2 separate regions of the Homo sapiens genome follow, and region 2 is linked to region 1. A link is a loop called in an ENCODE intact Hi-C map of the cell type or tissue named here. Cell type or tissue: adrenal gland. All regions are shown on one strand. Each heading gives the region's core, and the rest is flanking DNA. Links, peaks and the distances in the headings are about the cores only.

The links. A loop is a pair of places that touch in the nucleus more often than their neighbours do. Peaks named below come from ENCODE experiments on the same cell type or tissue, not always from the same donor. Only the 100,000 strongest peaks of a DNase experiment are listed, where the experiment ranks them.
Region 2: a loop joins it to region 1, with 8 times the contacts of the local background. A loop is called at or near these places in 1 of 110 quality-filtered maps.

The regions. Positions count from the first base shown.
Region 1 is chr9:33,235,384-33,243,715 of GRCh38, reverse strand. SPINK4 (serine peptidase inhibitor Kazal type 4) reads right to left here and starts at 3,549. Exons shown (of 4, transcript NM_014471.3): 1 at 3,447-3,549. The coding sequence starts at 3,507. In adrenal gland, for the core only: no CTCF peak of the experiment used is centred there; a DNase peak (open chromatin) is centred at 3,532; H3K27ac peaks cover 803 bases.
Region 2 is chr9:32,391,183-32,399,514 of GRCh38, reverse strand. All of the region lies in intron 1 of ACO1 (aconitase 1), which reads right to left. Among named protein-coding and RNA genes, the nearest start is that of ACO1, 11 kb to the right of the region's middle. RefSeq lists an enhancer at 5,977-6,548. In adrenal gland, for the core only: no CTCF peak of the experiment used is centred there; a DNase peak (open chromatin) is centred at 3,541; H3K27ac peaks cover 4,629 bases.

The DNA.
Region 1 (8,332 bases), core at 271-8,270:
CCATGTCAAATTGCCCAAACTGAAAGTGATCCAAATGTCCTTCAACAGGAGAATGGATAAATAAATACAATGGGGCACTACTGAACAATTAAAACAAGCAACTGATACATGCAATAACGTGGCTGAATCTCAAAAATAGTTTGCTGAGCATAAGAAACCACACACAAAAGATTATATACCCTATGATTCCATTTATGTGAAATCCTAGAACAGGCCAACTAATCTATGATGGAAAAAAATCACATTGGGAAGCTGGGGCAGGAGGATCACTTGAAGCCAGGAGTTTGAGACCAGCCTGGGCAACATAGCAAGACCTCATCTCTACAAAAAATTTAACAATGAGGGCAGGTTGCAGTAGCACACACCTGTAATCCCAGCGCTTTGGGAAGCTGAGGCAGGTGGATCACCTGAAGTCAGGAGTTCGAGACCAGCCTGACCAACATGGTGAAACCCCATATCTACTAAAAATACAAAATTTGCTGGGCGTGGTGGTGCACACCTATAATCCCAGCTATTTAGGAGGCTGTGGCAGGAGAATCACTTGAACCCAGTAGGCAGAGATTGCAGTGAGCCAAGATTGTGCCACTGGACTCCAACCTGGGTGACAGAGCAAAACTCCGTCTCAAAAATAAATAAATAAATAAATAAAAATAAATTTAAAAAAATTTTTAAATTAGCTGAGTGTGGTGGCACGCACCTGTAGTCCCAGCTACTTGTGAGGCTGAGATAGGAGGATCGTTTGAATCCAGGAGGTTGAAGCTGCAGTGAGCTATGATTGCACCACTGCACTCCAGCCTGGGCAACAGAGTGAGACTTTGTCTCTTAAAAAAAAAAAAAAAGTGTCAGAGCACTGGGATGGGGGCAGGGATTGACTGACATAGGGGAATTTCTGGGGCTATGGAAATGTTCTGTATTTATTTTTCTTCCCTAAGTCCTTGTCTCAAGAGGTCCTGTATCTTGATGGGGGTTTGGGTTACACGAGTGTATACATTGTCAAGATTCATCGAGTGATAAGATTTGTGCATTTCTTGATATTTAACTGTTAGGGAAAAGAAAAGCATTTAAAAAATATAAAGCCCTTCCGTGGTTCCCTGTCCTGATCACTAAGCCTCCCTATGGACCTGAGCTGCTTAGTCTTATGTTTAGGGTACTGCGTAAGCTGACCCTAAACTTGCTTCTTGGGCTGACTTCCCAGTACACCTCTCCATGCCCCAGCTATTCCTCTCTGCTCACGGGTCCTAGATTGGGCCCTGCTTTGGCTCATGCCATGTCCCCTCCCTGAAATGTCTTCGTCTCCGTTCTCCTCCCGCCGAATCATACCCTCCTTTCAAGGCTTGATGCTGCCCCCCAGTGAAGCTGTCCTTGACGTCCCCAACAGTTTCCTGAGCAGATCTGGATGGAGGCTTCTTTCACACCACCATGTACTGTCCCACTCACTGGGTCACCCCGCCTCCCTATGCACCTGAGCTCCTTGGGGTTCCTTTATGTCTGCCTTTGCGCAGCACTTGGTTCAATGTCCTACACTGTGGGTGTTCAGGAATTGAATACTAAAGTGCATTGGTGTAATCCCAGCACCTTGGGAAGCCGAGGCGGGCAAATCTTGGGGTTGGAAGTTCGAGACCAGCCTGGCCAACATGGTGAAACTCCGTCTCTACTAAAAATACAAAAATTAGTTGGGTGTGGTGGCATGTGCCTGTAATCCCAGCTACTCAGGAGGCTGAGGCAGGATAATTGCTTCAACCTAGGAGGCAGAGGTTGCAGTGAGCCAAGATCGTGCCACTGCACTCCAGCCTGGGCAACAAAGCAAGACTCTGTCTTGAAAAAAAAATTTTTGTTTAAATAAAAAAAAAAATTAAAGTGTATTGGGAGGAGGGGGTGTTCAGAACTCTAAGATGTCAGAGTTTCTTTCTGGGGGATGTGGGGAAAAGCTACATTTACCCCCAGGCTGCCCTTGACCTTGACCCAAAATGCCCCCTCCTCACTCAGCCCAGGCAGTAGTCTGAAATGTGCAAAAAACAAAAACAAAAACAAACAAACAAAAACCAAACTTCTTCAGAGCAGGCTTTTCAGTGTTCCCAACTGCTCAAGGAGTAGGTAGGTGTAGGTGCCAGGCTGGGCGTAAGCAGGCTGCTCCTGAACAGGTCCCCAGACCCGTTTCCCTTTCCCCCTGTGCCCAGGTCTGTTTCCAGCTGGGGAAATGGGTGTGGGACTGGCCATGAGGTCAGTGGCCCTGGATCCTGCCAGGCGTTGCCTTATAACTTATGGCTTTTGTCCAGGCGGGTCCTAACTGGTCTCCCCGCTTCCCTGTTCAGTTTATTCTCAATGTACCAACCAGAGCAACCCTTGAAAGACATAACTCTCTGCTCAAAGCTTTCAGTGCCTCCCATTTTAGTCAGAGGAAAAGCCAAGTTCTTATGTTGGCCAACAAGGTCTTTCCCGGTACAGTTCCAATTTGCCTCTCTCATCTCCTCTCCTATCACTCCGTACAATGTCCCCTCCTGCCACACTGGTCTTACAGTACCTCAGTCACTCCAGGCATGCCCCTGCCTCAGGTCCTTTGCACCTGAGCTGTTCCCTCTGCCTGGAATCTTCTCCCAGATATCCACATGGCTTAGTCCCTCATCTCCTTCAAGCTTTGCTCAAACATCGGACTCTCAGAGATACCTCCCCTGATTTGAAATTGCAACCCCCTTCCAGTGCCCATCACCCTGCCAAGTATTTTTTCCTTAACTTTTATCAGCTTCTAACATACCGTTTAACATACATTGTAACCATCTTGTTTATTGCCTTTCCCCTTTTCCTCTACCCCATTGGATTTATGCTCCATCAGGACCGTGCTTTTTCTGTTTGGGTCACTAATCTGTCTTAAGGGCTCAGAACAGTGCCTGACATGGTAGCTGTGAGATTGCAGGGATGGCCCAGATCCTGAGAGGGCCCTGCCCCAAGTATATGTGTCCAGTCCTGGGAAAGGGCTCTGTCGTGCTCACATGGCTGCCCAAGTCCCAAACCACAGCCTTTCAGAGAGATCGGGAGCTCAGAAGACCTCGGCCAGGTCTCTCTTAGCATCCACCACCCTGCACCCAGCATACTTGTCAGTCTCTCCTGAGAGCTGGGACCTACCTGCTCCCTTCTGTCCCCACAGCCTCCAGCCCAATAGTTGCTCAGTGCAGCTTTGAACTGGAACAATGCCCTCTTTTACAGCTGGAGAAACTGAGGCCCCAAGAGGGTAGGGGACTTTGGTAATTCTGCGCCAGTCAGGATTTGAACCCAAGTTTCTTTTCTCCCAGCCCAGAACTTTCCCCAGCACAGTGGAGGGTGCATATGCAGAATGAAGGTACATGGAAAAAGCTGAGGCCTCACAGGGTGCTCCAGGCCCTGCTTCTGCTCTCACCCCAAGCTCACCTACCAACACAAAGCCACAGAGAATCCAGGTTCTGCCCACTCACCCCTGTCCACAACAAGGAGGGCAGCCAAGGCCAGGGCGATTACCCACTGGCGGACGGCCATGCTGATCCTGGGATAGTGTAGCCTGAGCTGGCTGGGGCCTGCGCCTGAGGAAGGATGGGGGCCTATTTATAGTGCCGCTCTCCTAATCTTATCTTATCTAGGGCCAGATGGAGAGACCAGAGTTAATCTTTGCACGCTGACATCCGGAAAGGGCTTGCTCTAGGTGCAGATGCTGAGCTTTTGATGAGATGGGGCTGTGGCCATGGGGCTGGCAGGTTTCCAGAGTGACAAAAAGTTTGGACAACTTGCAAAGCTGACTCCAATCTGAGGGTTGGAGCAAGGAGAGGAAAGTTGAAGTAGAAAGAGAGAGAGTTCAAGGCAGAGAGAAGGGGAAAGAGATAGAGAAAGAGAGAAAGGAAAAAAGCAACTGGAAGATGGCAGGAGGCAGAGAAGGGGGCTGGAGCCTGGATTCCTTTGCCAGTGCCTCCAGCAACCAACTCTGGGACCTCGGTAGAGCCACTTTTCTTAACTGGGCCTCAGATCACCCATGCACGAAGTGGAGATGAGACTTTTGGCTCTGCCTTTCTCCCAGGCTGCTGTGAGGATGGCGGCGGTGATAGCAGACGGGAAAACATTTTGCAGAATATGAAATGAGCTGTAAACGTAAGCAGAAATGATCATTTTTACTTACTTTTATTTCACTTATTTTTTTGTACCGCAAAGTGGGCACAACTAACAGGCAAAACAAAGGCAAAATAAAACATTAAAAGGAAGATGCCTTCTTGCTTTGCAGGTATTATGTGTTCATTTGCTTTTTTTTTTTTTGAGACAGAGTCTCACACTGTTGCCCGGGCTGGTGTGCCTGGCGCGATCTCGGCTGGCTGCAACCCCTGCCTCCTGGGTTCAAGCGATTCTCCTGCCTCAGCCTCCTGAGTAGCTAGGATTACAGGCACCTGCCACCTGCCCAGCTAACTTTTTGTATTTTTAGTAGAGACGGGGTTTCACTATGTTGGCCAGGCTGATCTCGAACTCCTGACCTCGTGATCTGCCTGCCTCGGCCTCCCAAAGTGCTGGGATTATAGGCATGAGTCACTGCACGCGGCCTCATCTGTATCTTCATAGGTTAAATAAAGACAAGATTCTTTTAAAGAAAAATCAGTTTCTAAAACTCCCCCATACTTACATAGTATACATTAATAAGTCATTTGGATATTTGCTCTCAAAGAATTTCTGATATATAAAATACATTTTATTTACATACACGTTTCTCTAATTCATTTAGATCAGTGTTTTTCAGCTCTGTCTGCAGATTGGATTTCCCTGGGGGAGAATTTACAAATACAGATGCTGAGCTTCGCTCTGAAATATTTAAATCAGAATCTGTGTTTTTTTTTTTTAAAGAAAAACTTTATTTCGAAAGATTTCAAGCCTGCAGATAAGTTGCAAGAATATTCCAATGACAAGGCGAAGGATTCTTGTTTGAGGACAGCCCCAGCCAGGTGCGGTGGCTCATGCCTGTAATCCTAACACTTGGGAGGCTGAGGCAGGAGGATTGCTTGAGCCCAGAAATTAGAGACCAGCCTGGGCAATATAGCAAGACCCCAACTCTAAAAAAAAATTTTTTTTTTAATTAAAAAAAGAACAGTCCCTTTGGGGACACCAGCCATCCAGTCACCTCTACAGACCCATAGAAGCCCCAGACCTGTGGCCAAGACTAGCTTGAGGCCCCCAGTGATCCTTGACTCAGCTTCAAGATCCTTCCGTTCCTCCTTAGGAAACTGCACAGTCCCAGGGATGCCTCTGAGGCAGGTGGCAGCTATCTTTCCATTGCTTAGGCAGGTAGAGAAAATATTTAATGATGACTTCCTGTCCTAAAGCAAAAACGCCATCTTATAAAAGGGGAATTGGACTTTAAAGGTCATCTTGGGGCCAGGCACCATGGCTCACACCTGTAATCCCAGCACTTTGGGAGGAGGCTGAGGCGGGTGCATTCACTTGAGGTCAGGAGTTCGAGACCAGCCCTGGTCAACATGGTGACACCCATCTCTACCAAAAATACAAAAAATTAGCCAGGCGTGGTGGCGCATACCTGTAATCCCAGCTACTCAGGAGGCTGAGGCAGGAGAATTGCTTGAACCTGGGAGGTGGAGGGTGCAGTGAGCCAAGGTTGTGCCACTGCATTCCAGCCTGGTGACAGAGCGAGAAACTGCCTAAATAAATAAATAAATAAATAAATAAATAAAAATAGGCTTGGTGTGGTGGCTCACGCCTGTAATCCTAGCACTTTGGGAGGCCAAGCTGCATGGATCACCTGAGGTCAGGAGTTCGAGACCAGGCTGGCTGACATGGTGAAACCCCATCTCTACTAAAAATACACACACACACACACACACACACACACACACACACAAATTAGCTGGGTGTGGTGGCGTGTGCCTGTAATCTCAGTTACTTGGGAGGCTGAGGGAGGAGAATTACTTGAACTAGGGAGGCGGAGGTTGAAGTGAGCCGAGATTGCGCCACTGCACTCCAGCCTGGGTGATGGAGCCAGACGGTCTCAAAATAAATAAATAGATACATAAATAAATAAAATAATAAAATAAAAAATAATGGTCATCTGGGTTTCATCTCCCTTCTTCCACTAGGGCTTTCCTACAGCAGCCCCACTGGGAGGTCATTCATGGTGATGGGGAGCTCACTACCTACCAGTTTCGTTGTTGGATGGCTTCGAACAAAGACAGTCCTTCCTCACACAAGAGGTCTGCCTCCCTGAGAGTCCTTGGGGCTTATAGCTTTGTCTCTGGCCTCCTGTACTTGCATGAACCTCCTGTACTTGCACAAGCACCTTTAGGCTGAGCAGGTCTGCCATCTGCCTGCCTCCTACCCTTGCACATGTGAAGCTCCTGGGCCTCTCTCCATTTCTCATCTGATCACTGACAGGTCTGTCTGTCAGTGTCCCAGGTTACAGTGAGGAAGGGACAGAGGGGAGCAAAGGGATTTGATCCCTTCCTTGTTTTGGACCTTAGATTTCTATCCACGTGGCAGAAATGGCTACTGAACATTCTAGTTGCTGCAAGGAGCCAGGACGCTTGAATTTTGCATCCTTCAAAGTACAGAGTAAAGTCAAGGGCAGCCTGTGGAGTACTGAGCTCACTTACCATCCCAGCCCACCCCAAGGTCTCCTCTTCAGACAAATACCTTCTAGATTCACTCATAGTAACAAACTTCGTAATCTGTCATCCCATCAAAGTGTGAACCTAGCTCCTATATCCGACTGCTATTGAACAGCCCATTAAGGATGTCAGTGCATCCAAGAAAACCTCACCATTAATTCACCATTCATGTATTCAGTAAAAGTTTAACAAGCGGCTAAGTGCCATGCTCCATGCTGAGTGCTTGGATATGGCAGAGAGTGAGTCAGATACAGTTCCTGTCCTCCAGGAGCTTTGGTTAAGTAGAGGCACAGTACTGAACGGGCAGCAGCATTGTATCATCACTGCTGGAGTGAGTCCCATGAACCACACATGCTCTGTTCTGTGAGAGGATCCAAGAGTGACCTATCCATCTGAGATCAGAGACGCCAAGGGCTGAGTGGGCAGGGCAGGCTGTAGCCAAGTGGAACAGTGCTGCAGGTAGAGGAAACAGAATGTGTGAGAGCCCTGAGGCAAGAAGAAGCTTCTCACATCTGAAGAACAGAGAAGCCATGTGGGCAAAGTGGGGCCAGGGAGCCGGGGAGGGCCATGACAGGAGTCTGGAATGGTCAGTGGGGGCTAAATAAGCCTTGATCTCTGCTCCCCTGACCCACATCCCAGCAACCTCCGGCAGTGGAATCCCAGGCACTGACCCCTCAGCCTTGTTTGCCTTCCCATGGAGGGTCTAGGTTCTGCTTCCTACATAGCTCTTGAATCCATCCCTGCCCCTCCACACCCCCCACTCTACCCTAGTCCTGGCCACTGTTGTCTCCAACCTGGCCACCTCAATGGTGTCCTGTCTCATATCCCTGGCTCTCCACCTGCCACTCCAAATCACTCTGCACGCAGCGTCCCGGACAAGCGTCCTAAAGAGCAAAGCTGACCAGGTCATCTTGCCCAAAACACTGTAATGGCGTCCACTGCCAACAGGAAGAAGCCCAAACTCCTTAGCCTGGTGACCACACCCCTTCAACATCTGATCCCAACCCATCTTTCCAGCTTCACCTTCACCTTGCCCCACCCTGGACCTGCACTTCTTCAGTTCAACTGAACCCCTTGCACAATTTATTCTGTCTGCTGGCAATGCTGGGTCTCCCTTCTCTATCCCCCTACTCCCATCCTGTGAAACCTAGCTTAAACATTCCCTCTTCTGAAACCTTCCTAACTGCCTTTCACCAACAAGGTCATGACTGTTGTCACCCACCCTGAATGCCCCACTCGCATTGTGCCTTCTGTCTCCTCCATCCGTGTCTTCCCCCTGCACTTTGGTGGCCCTTGCTTATCCATCTGCTGACTAAGCTGCAAGCTGTCTGGGAAAAAGGACAATGTTTCAATTATCTCTATTGCCCTGGTGCCCAGTCCTGAGCGTGGGACACAGTAGGTGCTCAATAAGTGTTGAGGCTAGGCATGGTGGCTCATGCCTGTAATCCCAGCACTTTGGGAGGCTAAGGCAGGAGGATGGCTTGAGGCCAGGAGTTTGAGACCAGCCTGGGCAATGTAGTGAGACCCCATCTCTACAAATTTTTTAAAAATTAGCCAGGCAGTGTGGCACGTGCCTTGTAGTACCAGCTATTCTGGAGGCTAAGGCAGAAAGATTGCTTGAGCCTGGGAGGTAGAAGCTGCAGTAAGCTGTGATCACACCACTATACTCCAGCCTGGGTGACAGAGCGAGACCCTGTCTCAAAAAAATGTTG
Region 2 (8,332 bases), core at 121-8,120, 840 kb after region 1:
GCATATCACCAGGATGCCTGGAAAAGGCTGTACCAATTTTACGACCCTTCTCTGAGGCAGTGAGTGGAGGTACTCAAACCAGGCAATAGAATTCATATTTACCTTTTGCCAAGTTGAGACATTAAAAAGCCAATCTTGGTACTTCTTTAATAGCTAGTTAAATTGAGTAACTTTCCATCTGTCTGTTAGGCATCTAAACTTCTTCTTTTGTAAACTGCCTGTCTGCCAGACAGGTCAAACTGAGTAACACTAAGATGACCTCTGCTGATCAAATGTTTTCATCTCCAAGGGGACTTAACTGAGCTATTAATGTGGATGCCTCAGCTCTGTAACTCTGGAGAGACTGAAACTGCCTTTGGCCTCTACTTGGTCTTGAGATATGGTCTACAACATTTCCCTTTACGTGAATGACAGACAGCCCTAAAATCTGTCGACAATTTGACCCCATGCTTGGGTGCACTGTGAGCCTAGTGAATTATAGCAAGGAAAGGGGATGATTATCTTAAATCATGGACAAAATCCTATTTGGGCCAGTACACTTTGCTTATGAGTAGCTCTACATTAAAATTTAAATATTAGGTTGGCAGCTATTTTCTTTCAGCATTTAGAAATATCAACCTGGGTTGATGCAGTGGCTCATGCCTGTAATCCCAGCAATTTGGGAGGCCAACGTGGGTGGACTGCTTGAGCCCAGGAGTTTGAGACCAGCCTGGGCAACATAGCGAGACCATGTCTCTACAAAAAAGTGAAAAAATTAGCCAGTCATGGTGTCCCACACCTGTAGTCCCAGCTACTCGAGAGGCTGAGGTGGGAGGATCGCTGGAGCCTGGAAGATTGAGGCTACAGTGAGCTGTGATTGTGCCACTGCATTCCAGTCTGGGTAACAGAGCAAGACTCTGTCTCAAAAAACAAAACAAAACAAACAAACAAAAAAAAACAAAGAAAGAAAGAAAAAGAAAAAAGAAAAAAAAAAAGAAATTCCGAACCCTGGGTGCAATCCTTGTAAACAGGTTTTGTGAGGGAGACTGCACATAGCATATGGATGGATGCTAAACCATCACTCTTGCTAGAAAACCACGTCAGCCCATACACCCACCCAGCTGACAGGGAGTGATTCAACAGTAGCATTCAAGAGGAGTGCCATGTGATGATGTTTATCTCTCATAGCTAGATTTGTAGAGATGTTTGGAACAGTCGACTTACTTTAAGCTAAATGCCAAGGATCAGAAAAAATAAGATTCACCTTTTAGGGTCTCCATCTCATCTTTGGAATATATACATCTATGAATTTGCTACTTGTGTTATCAAAGTTTAATTTTCCTATGATAGTGAAATATTATAATTAATTACCTTATGATACAGACAGAGGCATAGTATTAATGGACCCTACAAGCAATCACAGGATTTCCACACAGCAGGAGGAGGAGCACAGGAGAGGAATAAACCCAGGCAGCAGAACTATCAGTAGTGGGCTGGACAGGATGAGAATTTGTTTTTTGTTTGTTTGTTTTGGGGGTACATATCAGTTTCCAGGGGAGCTTGTAGAGCTTGAAAGAGCCTTCAGATGATCAACTGAGAATCATCTCTCTATGGTCTAAAGTACTGGCAGCACATCCCCCAATCCTTTTTTTGGGCTATCTAAAGACACCTAAGAGTGGATTTAAAAAGTCTATGCAAACAAGAGAAAAAGATTTCTCCTGTATTTTATGTGGTTTGCCCTTCTGTTTTCCTCTCTTCCTACACCTTCTGAAATATACTTGTCTTGAACTGCCATGGCTTCCAACTCTAAAGTCAAAGTACTATCACTGCATCTCTGAGGTTCACTGCAGCTCATTAAAAAGGTTAGCTATATTTCATTTCTGTTTAAAGAGAAATTAATTGGCCCTACTCCCAAACTAACTTTTGTGTATCTAAACATCATGCTACTTATAAACAATATTTTTGTCAAAAGTAAAATTCCAAGGATGTCTATGTGAACATAAACAACATTGAGGTCAGAATCATCATGGCCAGCAATATCACCAAGGCTTGTCAACTGGGTTCTTTCATAAGAGAGCTAGAAACATTAATTCTTTGTTTTATTTGATGGGGATGCATCTGGGAAACTGCATTAAATATCTCTGAATTTTCCAAGAAACCAGGTCATCTCTTCAATTCTTTTAGCTGTTCATAAAACAAAAACCTATTAAATATGATACTTGTAACTAGAAGAACTTTGAAGGAGAAGTCACATGAGCAATTATCTATTTTTTGGAGAGAAACTGGGGGGAAAAGAGTGGTGCAGAAAGAATGGATTTAACAATATAACCACATTACGTCAACATGTTTTTCTTGAGCACTAAGTATGTGCAAGGTGCACCATATGCTACAGAAAGGAACAAAACTCTGCCTCTATATCAGAAAGCTTTCCCATCTCACAGCAGCTTGTCTCTTCTTGCTCAAATTTTAAGTTAGTGGTCTATTTTCACTCAGTCTTTTCTCATCCTGGATAACTGACCAGAATGTGCTATATATATGTCAAGATTTTAAAAAAAAAAGCTTAAATGATGGTTTTATTTTGAATTAGCCATATAACTTTTCTGTGCCTCAGTTTCCCAATCTATAAATAAGGTTGGTTAACGATCTAAAAAGTCCTTTCTAAGTGGAAAAAATTCAATGATTCATTCATTCACATTTATGTTAACTGTCTATTACATGCCAGGAACTGTTTTAGGTCCTGGTGATACATCAGGGAACAACAGAGACAGAGTCCCTGCCCTCATAGTACTTCCATTTTAATGGAAGGAGACAGACTAAACAAATAAATAAATATACAAACAGAGTATCAGATGGTGACCCATTCTATTGATAAAGCAGGGCAAAAGCAGTAGAAAGTACAGGGGCTGTGGGGAGTGTCAGTGATCAAAGAAGGCCTCACTGATGTTCAGCCACTGTGCAATCCAGGGAGGGGTAACCTCACGTGCAAAGGCCCTGAGGTGGTGGCATGCCTGGTGGGTCTAAGGAAGGCCAAGGAGACCAAGGTGTGTGAAGGCAAAAAAAGGGGAAGACAGAAAAGGCAAGAGGTAGTAGCGGCCAGACCACATGAGGCTCTTTAGCCAATTTTGATGTTGTAAATCTACACTTTAAGCCAGGTGTACAGCTAGGTGTTTGTAGTTTATCAAAGTCCCTACTGTGAGGACTTTGATAAAGACAGTGATAAAGTGGCCACAGTAGGGACTTTGATAAAGACAAACTACAAAGCCTTAACTGTCATCTGGTTTAGACTGTAGACTTCCAACATCAAAAATTGGTTACAGTTTGATAAGAAATTAACTCATATATGAAAATATTAGATTGTACTTGAAAAGTACTTACTTCCTGAAGTCTAACCCTATTTCCCTGAATTTCATTATTAAGTAACACTGGAAATTCTCAGGATGTATCACAAAAATGATCATGACTCACTCGGCAGATGTGTACAGCCACTGCCAAAAACAACAGGACTTGGGGAACCAGGGCCACGCTATAGCAATGCCTGACCAGGCAGCCCCTGCCTCTTGAGGGCTCCCCTAGTTCTGGGCTCACTGGCCAAGAGGGGGCAGAACATCACATGCAAGTCTCAAAGAGAAAGACTTAACACATCCTCTAAGCTCGTTTTAAATTAGTTGCAGCAGCACAAACTCACAGAAATATTCACTTTTACTTTTTAGTGTCACTGTGGGCCAATATAACCAGAGTTTCGTAAAAAGTCTTGGTGAACTTCGACATTTATAAATTCCAGAGACAGGCTGAGAAAGAAAGTCACCAAGGGTCATGAAACATTTGGCAAGAAAGTAAAGGAAGAAGTGGGGGCATTGTCCTGAGAACCCGGCATCTGACCCGGCCCTGAGCCTGACCTCATCCTCTCCTCCTTGAGGTCTTCCTCAGCCCCTTCTCAGAATGTGGGCCCCCTACCCTGCAGCTCCCTATGGTCACCAGTGTGGTGTAGTACATGACACCTGCAGATACCTCAACTAAGCCCTACTGCATCTAAGTTTTTTGGTTTTTTGGTTTGTTTTTTGAGACAGGGTCTCACTCTGTCACCCAGGCTGGAATGCAGTGGCGTAATCTCGGCTCACTGCAACCTCTGCCCCCCAGGTTCAAGTGATTCTCTGGCCTCAGCCTCTGGAGTCGCTGGGATTACAGGTGCCCACCACCACGCCTGGCTAATTTTTGTATTTTTAGTAGAGACGGGGTTTCCCCATGTTGGCCAGGCTGGTCTCAAACTTCTGACCTCAAGTGATCCGCCCATCTCGGCCTCCCAAATTGCTGGGGTTATAGGTGTGAGCCACCACACCCAGCCTGCATTTATGTTTTAAGAGGAGGAGAAGTAGTGGGTGAAGACAGCTGTACTTTCAAAAAAAAGTATTACAAAGCAGGTCCAGTTGAGATCCAATCTTTAAGAAAGCAGCATGATTTCCTCAGGCTCCTGAACTCATTTCGCAGATTGTGGCAATGAACTTTTCTAACTCAAACTTTAGGAATTAGGAATTAGAAAGAAAGGCCATCACCACAAGAGATTGGGTGTCTGGCTGTCAGAGGTCTTCTGGGCCATCTTTACCTCTGTGAATTCGCCAAGTGTCTGAGGCCAACTATACCCAGCCACCTCACCAACCTGGTCTCATCAGGGCTGACTGAACTCGGGGATTATGACTCATGCTAATAAAATTCTCAGAGCTCAATATGCAAACCCATATATTTACTGATTTTACCTAAGAAAGGCAACTGTCAGGAGGACCTGATGCTCCTATTTCTGATCAGCACATTCCTTCCCCGCAGCAGGATAGAAGGATGTTAGAAGCTACAAATCTGAAGCCAGATGCAGGCGTGCTGAGAGAGGGAACTGGAACGCAAACCCAAGTCCATCAGACTCCAGAGCCCAGCTCTGAAGCAGCTGGTTCCATCCCAGTGACTCCCACAATGGCACAGCTGCTCTATTTCACTGGGTTGAAGGAGTGACAAATACTAAAGCAGCATTAGACCTTGATACTTCTGGGACCTGGGCCTTTCTATGTTGTCTATGGGAAGGGACTGGTGTGGATTCATTCATACACACGACATTTACAGACCTGGGATGAAGGGATAAAGTCCCCATCCTCCTTCAGATGCTCAGACTGAGAATGGAGACTGTGTAGGAGAAATCAGAACATCATGCAGCCCATGCTACAGGTGTGGTGGATGAAGGCTGATAAAGAACCACCAGGGAAAAGCACCTAATCCAGCATCAGAGCATCAGAGGGGGAGAGAAAGGACTCTAGGGACAGGTGACACCATGCACAAGCCTTCCAGAATTACACAGAGGTACAGAGTCACTGAAAGAATAAGCTGGCAGATGAAACAATACATTAAAGGCACAAAAGTGTGACATTGTGGGAATCATAAAGTGTTGCACGTGGATAAAGTACAGGGTACATGTTGGGGAGAGCTAAGAAACAAGGGATGGAGCAAGGTCCAGGTTGCTGCAAAGTTTGAATTTTTACCAAAGGTAAGGAGGCACCATTAAAGGATTCTGAGCTGCAATCTTTAAGATGAGATTTGATTTTCAGAGATCATTCCGGTAGGGGTATAGACTAACTCAGGGAAAGGCTGCCAGACTGGTGTCTGGGAGGCAGGTTACGGTGTTATTACAGTCAATAAGACAAGGCAATGAGGAGGTACAGGAGGGAACAAATCCAGGCAGAGTTATGTATTGGGTGAAATTCACCCCTGATATTTCACGTAGGTTCTTTTCTATTTTCCCTAAGTGTCGGCCGGTCTGAGAAATAAAGGGAAAGAGTACAAAAGAGAAATTTTAAAGCTGGAGACATCACATGTCGGCAGGTTCTGTGATGCCCCCTGAGCAGTAAAACCAGCAAGTTTTTATCAGTGATTTTCAAAAGGGGAGGGAGTGTATGAATAGGGTGTGGGTCACAGACATCACATGCTTCACAAGGTAGTAAGATATCACAAGGTAAATGGAGGCAGGGCAAGATCACAGGACCATAAGACTGAGGCAAAATTAAAATTGCTAATGAAGTTTCGGGCATGCATTGTCACTGATAACATCTTATCAGGAGACAGGGTTTGAAAGCAGACAACCGGTCTGACCAAAATTTATTAGGAGGGAATTTCCTCGTCCTAATAAGCCTGGGAGCGCTACAGGAGACTGGGGCTTATTTCTTCCCTACAGCAGTGACCGTAAAAGACAGCCACCCCCAAAGCAGCCATTTTAGAGGCCTACCCTCAGGGACGCATTCTCTTTCTCAGGGATGTTCCTTGCTGAGAAAAACAATTCAGCGATATTTCTCCCATTTGCTTTAGAAAGAAGAGACATATGGCTCTGTTTCCCCCCCGGCTCACCGGCAGTCAGAGTTTAAGGTTATCTCTCTTGTTCCTTGAACATTGCTGTTATCCTGTTCTTTTTTCAAGCAGCCCAGATTTCATATTGTTCAAACACACATGCTCTACAAACAATTTGTGCAGTTAACACAATCATCACAGGGTCCTGAGGTGACATACATCCTCCTCAGCTTATGAAGATGATGGGATTAAGAGATTAAAGTAAAGACAGGCATAGGAAATCACAAGGGTATTCATTGGGGAAGTGATAAGTGTCCCTGAAATCTTCACAATTTATGTTCAGAGATTGCAGTAGAGACAGGCATAAGAAATTATAAAAGTATTAATTTGGGGAACTAATAAATGTCCATGAAATCTTCACAATTTATGTTCTTCTGCCATGGCTTCAGCCGGTCCCTCCGTTCGGGGTCCCTGACCTCCCGCAACAGTTATGAAAGCAGGATGGGCTGGGGTAGGTAAGGAAAAAAGATAGGTCTCGAATAGCTTCTGTGTTTCTCATTTGGGCAAACTGGCAGAGCCAATGAACAAGATGGGAACTGAGATGTTGGTTTTAGACACGGTGGATCTGGGATAAGATCTCCTGCGGGCAGGGGCATATATGGGCCTGGAGCTTAGCAGGTTGGACTGGGACAGAAGCTGGGAAGAACAGCAGCAATGTTCAGGCATTATCCCATGAGTGCCAGGTCACCCAGAAGCTCAGCAGCCTGGAGACATGTGCTGAGTGCCTGTGGGGTGCCAGGCATCTAATCCAATTCCTCTAATGCAGACCCTTGGCAACTTTGTGACAAGGGCATCACCATCCCATTTCACATGAGAGAAGACAGGATCTGACGGGCTAAGTATCTTGCCATGGTCTCATGGCTGGTAAGTGACCAAACTGGAAGTCAAACTCAGGCTCCTGATGTCAGAACCAACTCTCTTGCACCATGCTCCTCCCAACAGGCTGCACAAGTGATATCATTTTACAGTCATTTAACATATTAAGATCCAAAAAACCAAATGCATTTAAAAAAAATAAATCTCATTTTAAAACAATCTCCAAGCTCTAAAGCACATATATGGGGACGAGATGGTAAACCTCATGTTCCCTAAAACATCCTTGATTTTGGCAAAATTTGTATGGTAACTTTTAAAGAATGGGTTGATGTAAATAATATAGGCATTATTAGCACTTAGACTGATTTCTTATCTAAGAAAATAAGGGTTTATGAAACATAACATCCTTAAAACCAATCCTGAGGCTACTTTTGATTCTGCCGTTAATACAAAATTGTACCTTTCAAATGTCCACCCATCATAGCTCTTGTACATCGCAGATTCTTGGCAATGGCTTATTTATCTTATCTGTTCTGAACCAAAAATTCAAACCTGGTAATCATGTAGGAGGATACTTTCCTAGACTGACACCTCTTCTTCATGAACTATGCCACAACTTGCAACTTGCCATGTAATTCCACAATAGCAGTTATAGAAAGGATGACAAGGATGTTGAATAATTAAGTGTTCCATACATGTCTGTTTTGCGAGCAGTGGCCCAGACAAGTTACACTATCCAAAGATGGGCTTGCCCAGGGTTCTCCTTAGATCAAGACAAGAGGATGAGAGAGAACCACACCAGCACTCATGTACAAACAGCCTTACTAATTCATCTAAGGTGGATTAATTTTTGACACCAAAGATAACAGCAGAACATGAGGAATCTGAGGAACAACTGGCTCAGAGAGTGTGATATTGTTTCAATAGGTCTATGGCATTAAGGGGCACAAGAACCTGTTCCGTCTCCCAAAGACATGCTTAGATGCTTTTGCGTCTTCACATATTTGCAACATCTAATCCCAAAGACTCTTGGTTTCCAATTGATTCTTAAAGTCAGTCTCTGCCACTTGCTGCTGAGGACAAGATTTCTTCTATATTCTTAAACCTTAGTTTACTTCTTTGCAGATTTTAGGTAACAATGTCTGTCTGCACTGCTCTG